2 separate regions of the Homo sapiens genome follow, and region 2 is linked to region 1. Evidence: read pairs that join two places in POLR2A ChIA-PET (ENCODE). Cell type or tissue: MCF 10A. All regions are shown on one strand. Links, peaks and the distances in the headings refer to the core of each region. The heading gives the core; the rest is flanking DNA. Region 1 has its middle 5.3 kb from the start of CCDST. Region 2 overlaps S100A10 (S100 calcium binding protein A10).

Region 1 (8,333 bases), core at 288-8,287:
GGAGAAAACTCAGTCTCACAGAGTCAATCAAGGGAAAAAACGGGTGTGGTAGTTAATTTTATGTGTGAATTTTGTAAACCAAAAATTATCTGAGACGGGTCTCAAATCACCTTAGAAGTTTATTTTGCCAAGGTTAAGGACCACTCCAGAAACAGGTCTGTGCTTTCCCCAATGATAATTTTTTAGGACTTCAATATTTAAAGGGTGAAAGCAGGGTGGAGAAGAAATAGGGAGGGTAGGGTCACATTACTAAATCCACATATTGCAAGATAAAAGGAGAAGAAGGTAAGGGAATAGTCAATTATGTTTCCGTCTCATGCTCAGTAAATCGGTGCTTTACACAAGGTAGGGTGAACATAGAGTGGAGATATTTAATCTTTTATCAGTAGCTATGGGCCTAGGAACAAAAGGAAAGGCCGTTGCTTGCATGACTTACCTTCTGCTTAATTTTTTTCTTTTGGCATAGTGAACTTCCCTTTCACATTTCAGAGGATATTTTTAGATGGGATTAACATTTAAATCAGTAAACTTTGGGTAAAGCAGATTGCCCTCCCTAATGGGGTGGGCCTCATCCAATCAGTTCAAGGCCTGAATAGAACAAAAAGACTAGCATCCCTGAGCAAGAGAAAATTCTCCAGCAGACTGCCTTAGGATTGTGTATAATCAGCTCTCCCAAGTTTCTAGCCTGCTGTCCTACACTGCAGATTTTAGACTCTCCAGCTTCCATATTCACATCAGCCAATTCCTTGTAATAAATCTCTTTCTATAAATACACATGCTGTTGGTTCTGTTTCTGAGAAATCCTACTAATATGGTGGGTGATCTTAAATAGTCTTCCCTCTCTGACACTGAGTGGAGCTTCAAGGAGGACAGCAGAAGAAAGAGGGCTTGACTCCAGTATCCAAAGTGCTGAGGGCTCACCCTAGGACCTATTCACTGGGCATATTGCTGTAGCTTTACTTCTTCACTCCCCCTTCCCACCAGGTCCCTTGGATGCCAGGTTCTAAAGCACTCCCACTGCTCACTCTTCCTGGAAAAGGGCATTGTGGTGGAATGTTGAAGGAGCTTGGCAGCCAAATCAGCATATCCAGTGTCGTGACTCAACCCCTTCACAGCTCGCAACCTTAGTTTATCAAAGTCCCTTCCCTTCTCTGGAATTCCATTGTATCTGTATGATGAGAAGGCTTGATTAGGTGATGTCTAAGGTCTCTACTAGAGGTGAGCGCCTTTTCCCCACTCCTGGCCTCTTTTCACTCCTTTCTTCTCCTTGCCCCTGAGATGGTAGAAGGACTTAACTGGTTGGTAAATTTTGTAAGAATAATTGGCTTAGCTCTACTCTGCTTCTACTTGGGAACTGCAGAGATCCCTATGGCATAATAGGGACTTACTCTTAGGCAAGGATGCCCAGGCCTGTCATGATTAGGTGGGTAAGTTAGCCTAATTCTCAGTTCTAGTATGAGCAAGCCCCAGCTAGCAGACCTAGCGCTACTAATGTCTTACTTAATCACTATCAATAAAAAAGATGACATTTTGAGCACCACATTTTCTTTCTATTTTTCAGTACAGTTCAGAACAAGGGCAAAGAAATAAAACAGTTCCGTTTACTGAGATCCCTTTGCAGAACACAGTAATTCCTTCTAGCCCTTTCTAGCACTTATTAAACAAGACAATATAAAACATCTAATGAATAAATTCACACTAAAGGGCTAATATAACCCTTCATAGGCTATTTATACTTTAAAAAGCACTATAAGAAACAGAAAAAGGGCAGTGCTTTATGGTAGACATTATATAACTATACTACCTCAGTGGAAAGTATATTTTGGAGTAAGACCTTTTTCAGGGCCTCTCAAATTACACCCGTCTGTTCATCCGTCAACAGTTGTTAAGAAAGTTAAAAGTAGAGATTATGGAGTTAAATTGTCTGGGTGCAAATCCTGCTGATGTCCCTGACTAGCTGTGTGGCCTTGGGTAGGTTGTTTAACCTCTCTGTGCCCTAATTTTTCCATCTACAAGATGGGGATAATAGTAAGAACTTGAAAGACACTTGGTAAGCACCATAAAACTTCTATTGTGTGTAAGACACTGTGTTACTCCTAAATCCCCCAGGACTTTGCCTCTAGAATAAAATCTATAGAACCAAGAAAGGAAATTGATTGCAGAGGCCGTGGGAATGGTAAAATTAAATCAAATGTAAACATTTGGGCCAGTAACAAGGACGAATTTCTGGACAAACATGACTTTAAAAACAGGACTCTTTTCCCAGGATGAGCTCCTCAAACTGATATCAGATTGACTAGTTCAGCTTCCAAACCCAGGAAGCTCTTTTGGGCACTTGGGACACTCCTGAACAGCATGCACAGGGATTTGCTCCCTGATGATACTGAACGTAATTCCTCCAAACTGCCACCAGGTGTCTACAGACACTCACACACCCTCTGGCTCCTAAGTCAACAGATGGGTACTTTAACTGAGAAAGAAGTTACCAGCCCAAGGGCACGCGGTTTGTTAACGATGAACTCTGTGGTAGAACCCAGGTTTGTGTGGCTGGTTATTATTCAGTCTCAACTCCAAAGTGCCTCAGGGATAGAAGAAGCAAATTTCAAAGAAAGAATCAGGCCCAGGAGGAACCTGACATACCATCATACCTCTGCCTCCTTGAAGGATAACACGAGCCATCCCAACCATAAAAGGATCCTCTACTCCACCAGAAAAGAGATTTAAATTGCCCCTCAGTCTCCCTGAAGCTCAAGCCCAGGGTTTGGCGTTTTTCACTGCTTAGAAGTTTTTCTTGGCTCTGCCTTCAGATGTCAGCCCTGAAATTCTCAGCTTAGACCAGCAAGCCCAGATGTATTTCTTCCCTTTGCCTTTAATGGTCCTCTCCTGGTGAGCACAGAAGTAGTTTGGGCAGCATTCAGTGCAGAGCAGGGATCCCAAATGCAAACATCCTCTCTTCCCTGTCTTAGATCTAGCTGTTAACAAACCTAGAGGTAACTATATGCATCTTTCTTCTTGGTAAACACTGAGTACTTATAGCATGGAGTCCATCATTAGACACAAAGAATGTTCACACTTGCACTACACCTATGTATTTCTCTTGCTTACACAAGGGCACACTACCCCACCACCACTAAATCATAAGTTCCTTGAGGGAGGAACTCTGGCTTTCCTCCCAGCACTACACATGGCAGCTTACACAGTGAATGCTTGTTGAATTTGCCCCAGTGGTGACAAATTTGAGAGGCTTGTGTGGATTCTGTATGTGGGATTTTATGTTCATGTTAGATCATTGCCCCCTACCCTAAGGAGCTCCTACTTTGAAAAATGGCATATGTCTGTCTCCTCAGTGGCAATACGGGCTCTGGGTGTAGACACACATGGGTGGTATAATCCATGGCACAGGACCCTGGATCTTGGGATGAGGCTCAGGCTGAACAAAACTAAGAAAGCAAAGGGAGACATGGGTACAGAAACCTCCATAGCCTGGACCTCCCCTGACTCTATAGCTGCCCTAGGGTGTCATCAGATCCCCTTCTCATCTCTTCTCTTCCCCTTGCTTTCCCTCCACCTTTCTCTCTCTCTCCCCATCTCTCTGCTCCCCTCTTTGCCCCTTTTGCTCTCTCCTCTTACTTCCCCTTTCCCTCCCATCTCCATCGTTCCCATGTTTCCTCTTTTTTTCCATCTCCCTGCATTGAATGAACAAAAACAGAGCTTCATACCTAAGACTCAGAGTCCTCCTAAAGGAGTTCCCGAGATGAGCTCAAGGACAGCTCAAAGGCAATGGCATCTGGAGTCATCTGTGCTAAAGCACTCTGCACCAGTGAGGACTCTTGGAGAAGATTCTTCCTGTACCTCTGTCTGGTCTTATTGGTGTACATCATTCAATAAGTCACTGGCCTCCCAGACGCTGGCTTCCATTGTCCTTTGCACCAAGCCTCCCAGGACAGGACCAGTCCCATCTTGTTCCATAGGAGCCTGCCTCCCACCTTGCCACTTTCAGGCCAGTCCAGTCAAAAAGCCTAGGAGCCTACACTTCCTATAGAAGGCAGTCAGAACACCATCAGGCCCCAGGCCCACTTTAGAAGCCATTAAGTGCCTACTCCATACACAGTTCAATGACAGTACAGCAGCTTCACCACCATTGGGGGAGACACAAACATACAACCCTGAAGTAGGTTTATGCCCTGGGAGCACATGATCTTGCCAATTCTGCTGCCCTGGTCTCAGTTCAACACATCTTCACTGAGTATCAGCTCTGAGCAAGGTGCTGAACTGCCTTCTATGCCAGGTCACAACTAAAAAGCAACCAAACACAAATCTACCCAGCCTGCGGGTCCAATTACTCTGGTAATAGCTTCGCCAGCTATTTTGTCACCTTGTCTCTAACATAGGGGCTCTTCCCACTCACTTCCTTCATAGCTTAGGCCCTGATCTGAGAAATAAAAATCTCAGACACCTCTGCAAAGGGGTCTCTTTAGGAACTGGTGAGCAACTATACGTTTTTATTTACACTTTTGGTCATAATGGTAGGAGATGAAACTTGGCATAAAATGAAGACCACAGGGGAAGGGCCTAGAGCAAAACACACTGGAAATGCCAAATTCCAGAGCAACTCCATGAGCCTGTGATTAGTATGGAGAAATGGGTAATCTCCTTTGACTCCCAAGGCACTGCCAAGACCATGCCCAAGGCACCTTAGTGCCAAGATTGTTAGACTTGAATGGGAACGATGTCCTCTTTTTTTCTTCCCACCCCTAGCTGTTGTGTATTTGAGAAAACTAGAAAATATAGAGGTAAAGTGATCTGCCCAACAATATATGGCTGATCAGTGAAAGGACTGGGATGTGAGCCCAGTTTTTCTGACACTTATTACAACATTCCTCTTACAAGTACTCAGTGGTGCCTGATTCCTTAACACAATGCCAAATGTAACAGTGAACTTGTAGCAACTTGAAGCTAGAGTTGGTTCACCCAGAAAGCTGCAAAGCTAGCATACAAACTAGCTGCCATTTCAGTGGAATAATCTGACCTGAGTTTATTCCACTGGTAAGCTGATTGCTGAGGAGCCAGCCCATGGGTTCACCCAGGGGACTCAGGGCTCCAGGATGCTGACTCACACTAGCCACACTCAGCATCCCCTGGCAAGCCAGACACCAATATTCACATGTAATAGACACTGGGCCTCATCATCCGTCCGGGACACTGTGATGTGCCTGTCATAATGCACAAGATCACGCAGATGTCTACACCATGTATCAGAAGTTTACAGGGGAACAGAGGGTCAGGACAGAGAATTTTTCACTTTCAGAGATATTTTAAATTAAAGAACCAGAATGTCCTTTCCCTGAATACTGCTAAGGGAAATAAACATGTTTCACTCTCCTTTTTGAAAAACAGCGTGGTGACTTTTTTGTTAGTCCTTGTTACCCCAACATCCCCCAACAACATGTTAACAAGTGCTTATCACTTACTATAATTTCCAAGCCTACAGATGAATCTACACTGATTTCATTTCAGGGTGGTTGTTTCCAGGTGCTTCCTCAAGGAGGCACTATAGACTCATTCAACTGTCCCCAAAGCATAGCTGGAGAAATTACTTCTTGGAAGGTTTTCGGTAAAGCAAGCAGGGAAAACAAGTCACCTTCATAATGTGTGACTTCAGATTAGCCTCAAAGAGGACTCCTATTCTTGTGTTCTCTTCCAGACTTTTTGCCTCTTTTTTTGTTGGCCCAGATCTCAAGTTCTTTGGGCCTTATATACTCCTTGCCTTTTAATAATGAGGTCACACTCCAAATCCTGGTCTTTAGTGCCTAGAGCAAAAGAGAATATTGGGAGTGGGCCCCTTCCTCCCTGGTCCACCACATGGATGGGGATTAAACTCCATTTAAGTCTATGATGGAGACCATTCAGCCTTATCATCCCAATGTGCCTCGTTTTCTAGAAGGTCAGAACCCTGTCACTGGCTCTGGCTGTGTCACTCGAGGGGTCCTTAGTCTTCAGGACAATCCCTTGTTTGTTTCTTGTTTTTTTAAAGTGAACACAAGTTCTTTAGGAAAGTAAAGGAATAAAACGATGACTACTCCACAGGCAGAGCAATCAGGACAAGCCCTTTTATAATGCCTCTGACTATTTCTGACCTGGGTAAGCTATCAGGCTTCTGGGTAAAATAAAACTCCTCTTATTAGTGATTAGAATAGTCAGTGTGCAGTAATGACAGCAATGATGTTAATAGAGAAACAAGAGTAGCAACAATAGCAGCTATTGAATGGTCTCTTGTCACTTATGAGACAAGGGAAGGAGGCTAGGTTTCTACAGAGCAGGGCCTCACTTCACTGTGGCATGTGCCATCCAGCCTGTACCCAGGACAGTTGCTGCACCAGGGCCAGCAGGAAGAGCCACACTGACCTTTGCCATTCACCCAGCCAGAGGGGACATCCAGAGCTTGGAGGCATAGCCAGAAGGCCAGCCTGGGATGACTGAGCCAGCCTTTGCCCATCCTGGCAAAGGAAAGACATTAGAGGGGATGTAGCCCTGCCTCTGCTGAGAATCAGCACTTGATGTCTACAAAAACAAAGGCTTTCCGAAACATAGCATTCCCCAGAACTGGCTGAACCTAGGGAGCCATGGCTCAAAACTCTTCCAAAACCTTTCCCAAGACTTCTTGTGCAACTTTGGCCTGTCTCTCCCTGTGTCTTTCCCAACAGATAAGAAGAAAAGGAGGTGAGACAGAGAGACCACAGGTGAGAGAATGACTCTGGTATAATCCACCAGATCTGAAAATACCTGGAACTCCTCACTTTTTGGAAGTGAGTTGTCAAAAAGTGTGCTTAGGTCCCTCTTGAAAGCCCAGGACTTGCCATCCTAAATCTCCTCTAGGGCTTCTGCAGCTCTGGGTTCTGTCTCCATAGGCCAGAAGCACTAGGCTCTCCTTTAATGCTGACTTCTAATGTTAAGAAGCTCCCAAAAAAAATGTGCTGCATTTCTTCTTCACAGGATGTATCACAGTTTGTAATTATTTTTGCATGTGATGATTTGATTCTTAAATTAAGCACCACAGTCGGGAATTGAATCTGATCTTGTATAGAAATTGGCCCAGGGTTTGGGATGCAGTAAGCTCCATAAATATATGTTGAATAAATGAACATATGAACAAATGAGTACCAGTCAGTTCTGAGTACCATGTTTTATGAGAGGATTTGAGAAGCTATAGCATATACAGAGATGGCAGCCAGGATTGGGAATGTTCTTGAGATCTTATGTGAGAAAGGATTGAAATGACAGAGGCTATAGAGACTGAGATGAGGATGTGTAAGAAAGAGACTGGCCTATTGTTTCCTGATGTCACACAGAGAAAGCATTCATGAGACTTGATTTACATTGTTCTAGAAGGCAGAATGGGAACCAAGAAGCAAAAGTCCCAGGCAGATTGTAGCTCCAAGCAGATGAATATACCCCATGGCTAGAATTGTCCCAGGGTGGGACAGTTTATTCAGTCTCCCATCAGACTGAATGGTCATGCAGAGGCCGGATGCCACCCTGCAGGAGCAGGACAAGGTGGGCCTGCATCTTGCAAGAGGTTCAGCCAGCAGACCGGTTACTGAGATTACCTGGAAGATTCCAAGTTCGTTTCTCCCATGCTCCAGGAGAACAAAAGGACAAGTTTTCATGTGATATAAGTCTTGCAAGACCCCAGGAAAAACTGTGAAAGAGGAAAAATCTGACAGCCAACCTTGTTAACCTTTTCAGAAGCCTTATTCTCTCTACTAGCAAAACTCCTAAAGTTCACATTCTTGTTCTGGGTGCAAGCAAGCAAAGAAAAGAACTCACTTTAAAAGTGTTAATGCCTTAATATGTCAATCCATATTTTGAAAGAGGGTGCCTCAACAAAGCAATGTGCAGATATAATGGTAGGGCTTTTGGCACAATAGCATTTGAGCAGTAAAGTCTTAGATGTCCTCCAATCAATCAACCAACAAGGGCTCAGAAGCTATCTATGTCCAGCATAGTGCTAGGCAGGGGGAATGGGCACCAGATTGGGAGGTAGAAGTTTTGGATTCAAGTCCTAGCTCTGCATTATACTGACTATGCGATCTTGATTAATTACTTAGCTTCTCTGAACTTCATCTATAAAACTCACATGTACCTCACAGGGTCAAATGAAATACTAAATATGAGAGTGTTTTGTAAAATGTAAAGTACTATGGATGTAGCATTATTGTGATTATTATTTTTAGACATAAGTGGGAATGCAAAGCAATGTAAGGTCAAGTCTCTGTCTTCAGATAGCTCACCATTTAGTCACACCATATGGCAGGCCTAAACTGAGCTACTCT
Region 2 (8,333 bases), core at 19-8,018, 190 kb after region 1:
CCGCGCCTCGGCCAAGGTGAGCTCCGCCCGGCCCACGCGCCCCTCCTGGGTAGTCCCCAGGCCCGGACCTGCTGCCCGGGGAAAACCCTGCACCCGGCTTCGCGGGGCGTCCGGAGCACCGCGGGGCTGGGCGGGGAGCGGCTGGTGGGGAATCCGCTGCTCAGTGCTCCGGGCCACACCCAAACGAGGCCAGCAGCGCCCCTCCCCGGCCCGGGCGCGGCCGCCCCCAGACCCACGCGGACCAGAGGAGGGGGCACTTGTTCTTTAGGAGGGGACCGTGGTATTGGTGCGCCTGAACCTCTTCCCTCCTCCCTTTATGTTTGCGTTGCTTTACTCCCACCTTTCCTACTTTCCCACTCGTCTCTCGGGTTACCGAATCCCTCCTACACGCCCCTGCCCTGGCTGGCGTGTTTCTTGGTGGGTTCCGCTCGCAGGCCGGGTCTGCATGTTCGTAGCCTGCTCCCGGCTGTACCGCCCAAGTAGGCGCGGGTAGGACGAGTAGGCAGCTGGGGCGTCCCTTCCGTAACCCTTAGTCCGTCGGCCAAACAGGCGTTTCTGGTCGGGGCTTCCTGTTGTCTGCTCGACGGAAAGGGTCTTCCTGCTGAGGGAGGGAGGTCCACTTGTTTTCTTTCTACAGCAGTTTGGCTGGGGTTTGTGGGAGAGGGCCCTGTGTGACGTGGTTTCTCTACTGAAAGGGTTCCCTTGCTGTCTTAATAAGTGGAACCAGAAAGAGATGGAGGAAGAGCAGGCTTGATGAAGGATCTTCCAATCATAGATTAATTTGGCCCGGTGCAGTGAAACAGACAGACGTGCCTTTGGTACTTGGTTCACCACCTGTGCTTTGGCCGAAGGAATGGCGCTGCCCCTAGCCGTGGACACTGCTGCCTGTCCAGCCTCAGTCCAGCTCTGCCTAAGTGAAACCAGGAGCTCTGCCTTGTTGGCTGGGGTGGAATGCAGAGCGCTCCAAGCCAGGCCAGCACAGGGGAGCCCTAAGCCAGATTCTGGGATGCATTAAGCCCACCCCGTTTTCTGCCCCCACCCAGTTCCGTCTCTGCGGGAGCTTCTGCAGGGCGTGGTTAGCACAAAGGGCTCCAGGATTCTCCCAGTGGTCTGAGGCCTGTGACTCAGCTGTGAGACCATGTGGGTGTGGCCGGTTGCAGATACTCTCGGTGGATGGTTTGGACAGAACACTCCCTGAAGGAAAAGGAGAACTGTGCCATCTCAGAGGGCATTTTCCAAGAGGAAGTGAGTCACACCTGGTCTGGCTGCCAGTCTGCAGGAGAGGTTTCTCGACTGAACTGCCGGTGAGGGCAGTAATTAGATCTGCAGGGCCTTGGCGAGACCGCTTTTCGTTATCGGCCAGTATGCGCCTGGCAGCCTGCCTCAGCCTTACTTGGGAGGTAGCTTTTCCCGCTAAGAGGTTTGCAGTTGTTGCGGATATTTTTCCCCAGAAGCTTGAGTTTCAGTCTCCAGGAATGGAGTTTTATGTTGTGCGTTTTAGGTGAGGCCAGGCTCATGGAAACACCCAGTCGGTGATCTTTGCCTCCAACATGTTTCAGCAAATTGCAAAAGATAATGCCAGGGGTTGGAGTGGGAATGAGTTCATATAACTTATTGGAAGTTTCTTCATCGGCCCTGCCCCCACAGATTCCTATCCAGTTTCTCTTTAATCATCCCTTCCAAATGGTGTATTTGTTCCTTCACAGCCAGAGGATAGTTTCTTCACTGTGGCCCTTGATCCACCATTTGGAGTTTCTTATCTAGGTTCTTACAATTTTTTTGGTCTACTGGGCATGAAGCAATTTTTGGGTCTTACCCTGCTTTCTGGGTGATGCTCTTCCTAGCTTTTCTCCGACACATCATATAGGCCCCTTTCCTCCCGTGTGCTGGCCAGCCTCCTAAGCAGCCACTCCAGTGAGGTCAGGGTGGAGCTGAGACTGTGTGCCTCCCTGCTTTCTACTGACAGTTCAAAAAATGTGACTTTTGTAGAGCACAACCCACTTGGTATACCCTTGGACACAGTCCAGTCTTTTAAAGCGTAAAGTTGAGAGAAACAATGGAATTCTTTCAGGATTATAATGTATAAATTAGCACTCAAAGTGCTGAGAAAGCTGGACTAAAATTTTAACATCTTAAGTTTCTCATTTTTCTGGGGACTCAACAAATTTAGGAATCCACATCAAAAGCAAAAAGAAAGAATGTACTTCTTTTAAACAATTTTCAGCACTTTCTATCCCTTTACTAAATAAATACCACCCATCCTACCAAAGGATTTAACTAAAAGCAGTTTTGACAGTAGCTATGTTGGCTGATTAGGCTGATGCCTAAGCATTCTTTAAGGAAAAATTGATGTAGTTGGTTAGATTGAAGGAGGTTTCTTCCAAGTTCTTTCTTCCTATTGAATTGCATCTGAAACGTTCCTTTGCTGCCCAGTTCTTTAGTGGGCAAGTTTTAGTTGGTGAGAGGTGAGAGAGACAGCCTGGATCCAGATCCATTGCTTCAACTCATTTTTTCTGAATTCCCTTCAGAGATCAAATTTAAGAATGCCTTCTGGGTTCAATTTTAAAAACTCCAAAATTTCTAAAGCAAAAGGAAGGAAACCTCAAACATATTTTAAATAACAGATGTTTGTTTTTACTGACACCCTGCCGTTTATTTTCTGGGTGGGCTGTAAGAAAACTAGGGTATGGACAAGACACAGAGGAGCAAAGCAAGTCCGACTCACTCTGCAGAAGTGTCCTCTTTGAAACTGCAGCCGGGATCTGGGCATAGGTCCAAAGCAAACATTTGAGATTTTTCAGGAGCAGACACTTTTCTGAGGAGGACTCCTGCTTGTCTGCTACTCGCAGGACAACCAAAATACATCATTATCAATTTCTTAACAATTCATCGAGCAGGCTCTATGAGGGCTGGGGCACTGGCTATTGGGACCCTGCTCAAAAAACCTGCAACCTAGTGAGGAAAGAAACAGAAACACAAATAACTAGAATTCAGGCCAAATGCTTTAATAGTATTCCATTAGCTGGTGAACTCCTCAAAGGCAAGCACCATGGAGAGCTTTGTGTGTGTGTGCATGTGTGTATGTGTGTGTGAACACCCTCATGCCTAACACCATGTCTGGGACATTCAAAGTAGGTGCTCAGGGAGGGAGAACCAAAAATGGAAAATTGAATTCCTCCTAAGGTAACTAAATTTGTGGAGTCCAGAATTGTTTTCCATAGAGAAAACTATGCAGAGAAAGATGTCTCCGCCTCCCTTCTTAAGACCTGTTGCTCAGACAAACATGTAGAGGGCATGTATAGGCATCAGATTAGAATACTTCAATAAAAGGTGAGTGGACAGCAAGGCTGTTATTATCCTGTGGAGCTCAGCAGTGAGATAGCAGCACTAGAAAAGCAAAAAGTAGAAGATGGGATGAATGAAACACGAGAAAATAGCAAGTGTTAGAAGAGAAGGAGCACAGTCATGTCATTCTGACTAGACCTGTTTAGCAGGACACATATTTTTCCTTTTGCGTATGGAATGTGCACTCCTGTGTACTCTATCTACTGTTCCGTTCATAGTTGAACACTTTTGGGGCCCCTTTCCTGGCCCTTCCCAGCTCTCACATCGTCCTCCTGAGCTCTGAGCTACAAGGCTTTCAGCCTAGTCCTGGGTAATCACACCTGCACCTCAGCTACTGCCCAAGGGATTGTGTGGTTCATTTATGCACATAACAGTTATATAGTGCTCCATGAATAAAAGCAGAATAATTTGTAGTTCTTAATCAAGAGAAGCTTAAATCTCAGGCAGACAAGTAAACAATTAAATGAAATTGAATGTTTCAGGTGCAAGAGTACGTTATTGGGGATAGAGAGGACACTGCAGCCCCTCAGCCCCAGCCCCAAGGCCCTCCTGTCAAAATGTGTCTAACCAGGATGCAGGAAGCCCACATCTGTCCAGGAATAGAGCTTGCAGAGTGGCTACGTGAGGGTGGAAATGCCAGATTGAAGTCCCTGAAGAACTTCAGTTTTGGCAGCTAGCAGTGCTGCAGACAGCCCTGCCCAGGCAAGCCCCACCCAAGAACGGAGGGCCAGGCAGGGCTGACTCAGTTGGGCAACCATTGGCTGCACTCAGACAAGAGTTACATGATTCATCCTCTAGCCAAGAGAACAGAGTTTTAATCACAACATTTCCCCCTTTCCTTTGTCTTATTTTAAAGCCAGTGTGCAACTCCTTCCCCAAAACAGAGTTCCTTGCTGTGGCCCTGGTCAGTGCCCTTTGGGGTACTGGTTGCTGAGGAGACAAGGGCTTCTCCACTGATTTTCAATGCTATTTTCACCTCCTGGCTACTCCCTCCTCTGCATCCTTATTGCAGAAGGCCTACTGGACACACAGGGAGTCAGCTGGCTGCAATATTCACAATCCATCCACTGAATAAAACCGCTGGGGGAGGAGGGGAGGGGAAGACCAAGTGGGAGAAGGATGTAACTTCAGAGAAGGAAGCTCCGTCACTTCGTAATGGCTGTGGGCAAGAGAGGCATGCGACTGAGTGACTTCAGACCTAAGCACTCACACAGTGTGAGGTAGACTCACCTTGCTCTCCTGAAGAAGATACTCAAGGGTGGCCAGGATTTCCTCAGCTGACAACTTGTATTTCTTAGAACCTCCTAAAATTAGCCTTTTTAAAATTTAGAGGTCCTTACCCTGCTGCATTCCCTTTCTTAATTCTGCACTTTCCTTCTGTCCTGTCATCTGAAAAAAGTAAACTAGGTACCCCACCCAGTTCCAATTTCTGGGATCTTTGGGAATTGATCCTGAAGTGCTCTGCTGCTCTGAACTTGAGCACAGGTATTTTTAAACCTCTGTGGTGTCTGACTCCTTTCCTGAGTTATTTAAGAACTGGGGTGGGATCCCACGTCCTTCTCCCAGAGGTGACTCGCCCAGTTCAGTTCTCTTAAATTGCTGGACTTGGAGTACCAGTCCAGGCAAGGCAGACTCTCTGTAAGCCCACTGCCATCTGAAACCCATATGAGGGATGGGGGATGAGCCAGATCTGAGCTGTGTCAGAAGAGAAGGAAAAGGGTGTGGTTCCCCTGGAATTCATCTCACAGCAGACCTTGAAGCATTAATTTGCAGCTCTCTCCAAGATAACTAACTGCCTTTCAGATGACTCATGCCAGATTCTGATTTATAGCATTCTTTGGCCTGCTGGTTCCCATACTTTTCTGGAGATTAAGGGGTAGAATTTACAATTCTTAAGTGTTAATTGCTCAATCCTCATGTTTACCCACTCCACCTTCTCCTCTGTAAAAGATAGCATTTGAGAATCAGTGTTGAACAGGCATCTCTCAGAGATAGGAACCAGACCAAAGCATGTCTCAGGTTCCCATTAGAGCTCTTCAGCAGAGGAATTTGCCAGCCCTTCAATCTAAGCTCAAAGCCTATTCTTGTGATTATTTATTTTTATTTTTTAGTGCTATATTACAGTCTCCATTCACGTTCACCTGTTTCCTATCCAGTAGTGATTTTAGGTGATATTAGCCAAAGCTTATCTGTTCTCGCCAAATGATTCCTTCCAATTAAGCCAAAATTCACTGAGGTTCTATTAAGTACCACGTACTGGGTCTTGTGAGACATATACCCCTAGTTCATTATACCCAAATGTAATGATCTGACATGTTTCCTTTCCTTTCTTATAAACGCTTCATGATGAAAGCTCTTGCTTTCCCACTGTACCCCAGACTGTGAGAGCAGCTCATCTGTCTAATGTCACTAAAAACATAGGAGGCCCTCAAATGAGTTAGGTTATAGTATTACTTGTTGCTTCTCAAGTGAACTAGACAATGGACTTTGAGTAGTTTTCTGTTTGGGTAGAGCAACTGTATTTTACTGCCAGAGATGCAACTGTCTTTATTGCAGTAAATAACAAGTTCAGAGCTTTAGTAAAGAATACATATAGGCCGGGCATAGTGGCTCACGCCTGTAATCCCAGCACTTTGGGAGGCCGAGGTGGGCGGATCACGAGGTCAGGAGATCGAGACCACGGTGAAACCCCATCTCTACTAAAAATACAAAAAAATTAGTCGGGCGCGGTGGCGGGCACCTGTAGTCCCAGCTACTCGGGAGGCTGAGGCAGGAGAATGCCGTGAATCCAGGAAGCGGAGCTTGCAGCGAGCCGAGATGGCGCCACTGCACTCCAGCCTGGGCAACAGAGCAAGACTCCGTCTCAAAAAAAAAAAAAAAAAAAGAATACATATATACCCAGCAGATAAATTCATTTGTAAGCAGATTTCTAAACCCTAGAATCACACTGAACCAAGTTACCACTTTAAGCTTAGAAGGGTGAAGTTTTCGTATTTACCAGACTTGACTGTGTGGATTGTTAGTATCAGCCATATCTAAGAATCCCATTTACTAGTGCCAAGAGAAATTATGAACTATCTGTTCTTTCAGTAGGTGCTTTGTCAGTTAAAAAGAGGAACACTGGGCCGGGCGCAGTGGCCTGTAATCCCAGCACTTTGGGAGGCCGAGGTGGGCGGATCACCTGAAGTCAGGAGTTTGAGACCAGCCTGCTCAACATGGCAAAACTCCGCCTCTACTAAAAATACAAAAAATTAGCCGGACATGGTGGCGGACGCCTGTAATCCCAGCTACCTGGGAGGCGGAGGTTGCAGTGAGCCAAGATCACAACACTGCACTCCAGCCTGGGCAACAAGAGCAAAGCTCCGTCTCAAAAAAAAAAAAAAAAAAAAAAAAAAGAGGAACACTGATGTTGCTTTTCTAAATTATTAGTTTCTATTCTTCATTAGATTATTCATGCAAATTAGCTGGAGTTAGCTAAACCCCTTTATTTACAGCACCAGTATCTGAGGTGTCTATTTCTACCAACAAGGGACCCAAACTGGGGTGGACTGGTTCTTAGATTCATTCACTGAATTTTAAAGCTGGAGAAGATCAGATGGATGATCTAATCTCCATCTTTCCAATTATCCTAAAAAGGCTGGCAATACATATGGCTTAAAAGTTAATGTAAATCTACAAAGATGAACCTGGAGGACGTTACGCTTAGTGAAATAAGCCAAGCACAGAAAGACAATTACCAGATGATCTCACTCATGTGGAATCTTAAACACTGAATTTCATAGAACTAAAGAATAGAATGGGCTGGGGTGATTGCATTTGAGTGATGTTGAGGAGCTATTGGTCAAAAGATTGAAAATTTCAGTTAGGAGGAATAAGTTTAAGAGATCTACTGTACAACAACGTGACTATAGTTAATTACAATGTATTGTATTCTTGACAAATAGTTAAGAGTGGCTAAGTGTTCTCACCACAGAAGTGCTAACTATGGGAGGTAATGCATATGTTAATTAGCTAGATTCAGTCATCCCACAATGTATATATACCTGAAAACATCATGTTGTACACATTAAATACATACAATTTTATCTTTCAATTTAAAAAAAATAAATTCATGCATAAAGTCTGCCAAAAAAAGTTAATGTAGACCCTGTTACTTTACATCCTTTAATAGGCTTCAACGGACCACACCAAAATGCCATCTCAAATGGAACACGCCATGGAAACCATGATGTTTACATTTCACAAATTCGCTGGGGATAAAGGCTACTTAACAAAGGAGGACCTGAGAGTACTCATGGAAAAGGAGTTCCCTGGATTTTTGGAAGTAAGTGTTGAAAAGCTTACAAAGAACCAGACATAAAAGTCAATGCTTCTAGGCCTTGGTTCCTTTTCCTTCTTGTTTCCATCCCTTCCCTGTGGAGGTCACCACTAGTGAATAAATGAATGTAGTCACCTGAAGGAATGAATGAATGACCTCATTCATTCATTTATTAAATAGTATTGAGTACCTGCTATTTGTAAGATACTGTTGAGGAAACAAAGTAATGAAGACACAGCCCCAACCTTCAAGGAGCTTACAGTCTGCAGGTGAAATAAGACTGCATACAAATAACCACAATATGAGCTGTTTGTTGGAAAATTCCATCGGGTTATCTGTGTCTGTTGTGACGATGTTGGGGACAGAGTTGGGAGAAAGAAAGCTTTTCACAAAAGAGTAGTCAACCAGAAAATGGCTACCTTCAGGTCCAAAAACCTGGTGGTGGAGATGCCACATCCTGGTCACATTCCATTTTGAGCAACTCGAATCTCCCTTCTTAAATCTCTTCAGATAAAGGGATTGTTTTTTCTTTTTCTAATACTACAAAGGAGCAGTGTCAGTCATCTACTGAATAAAAGCCACATATCACTCCAGAAATAACTGCTTTTCACATAATAATGCTCTGACAGCACAGGAGCAGTTTGAATTTATGTCTCACCTTTGACAGACT

The links. Peaks named below come from ENCODE experiments on the same cell type or tissue, not always from the same donor. Only the 100,000 strongest peaks of a DNase experiment are listed, where the experiment ranks them.
Region 2: POLR2A ChIA-PET joins it to region 1 with 11 read pairs; 2 of 35 experiments call an interaction of 5 or more read pairs at or near these places.

What each region holds. Positions count from the first base shown.
Region 1 is chr1:152,179,840-152,188,172 of GRCh38, reverse strand. No RefSeq gene overlaps it. Among named protein-coding and RNA genes, the nearest start is that of CCDST, 5.3 kb to the left of the region's middle. In MCF 10A, for the core only: CTCF peaks have their summits at 2,418 and 5,550 (motif pointing right); DNase peaks (open chromatin) are centred at 2,422, 4,982 and 5,552.
Region 2 is chr1:151,985,435-151,993,767 of GRCh38, reverse strand. It overlaps S100A10 (S100 calcium binding protein A10), which reads left to right. Exons shown (of 3, transcript NM_002966.3): 1 at 1-16; 2 at 7,517-7,669. The coding sequence starts at 7,538. Among named protein-coding and RNA genes, the nearest start is that of S100A10, 4.3 kb to the left of the region's middle. RefSeq lists a silencer at 1-101 and an enhancer at 670-1,869. In MCF 10A, for the core only: no CTCF peak of the experiment used is centred there; DNase peaks (open chromatin) are centred at 1,167, 2,777, 4,087 and 5,127.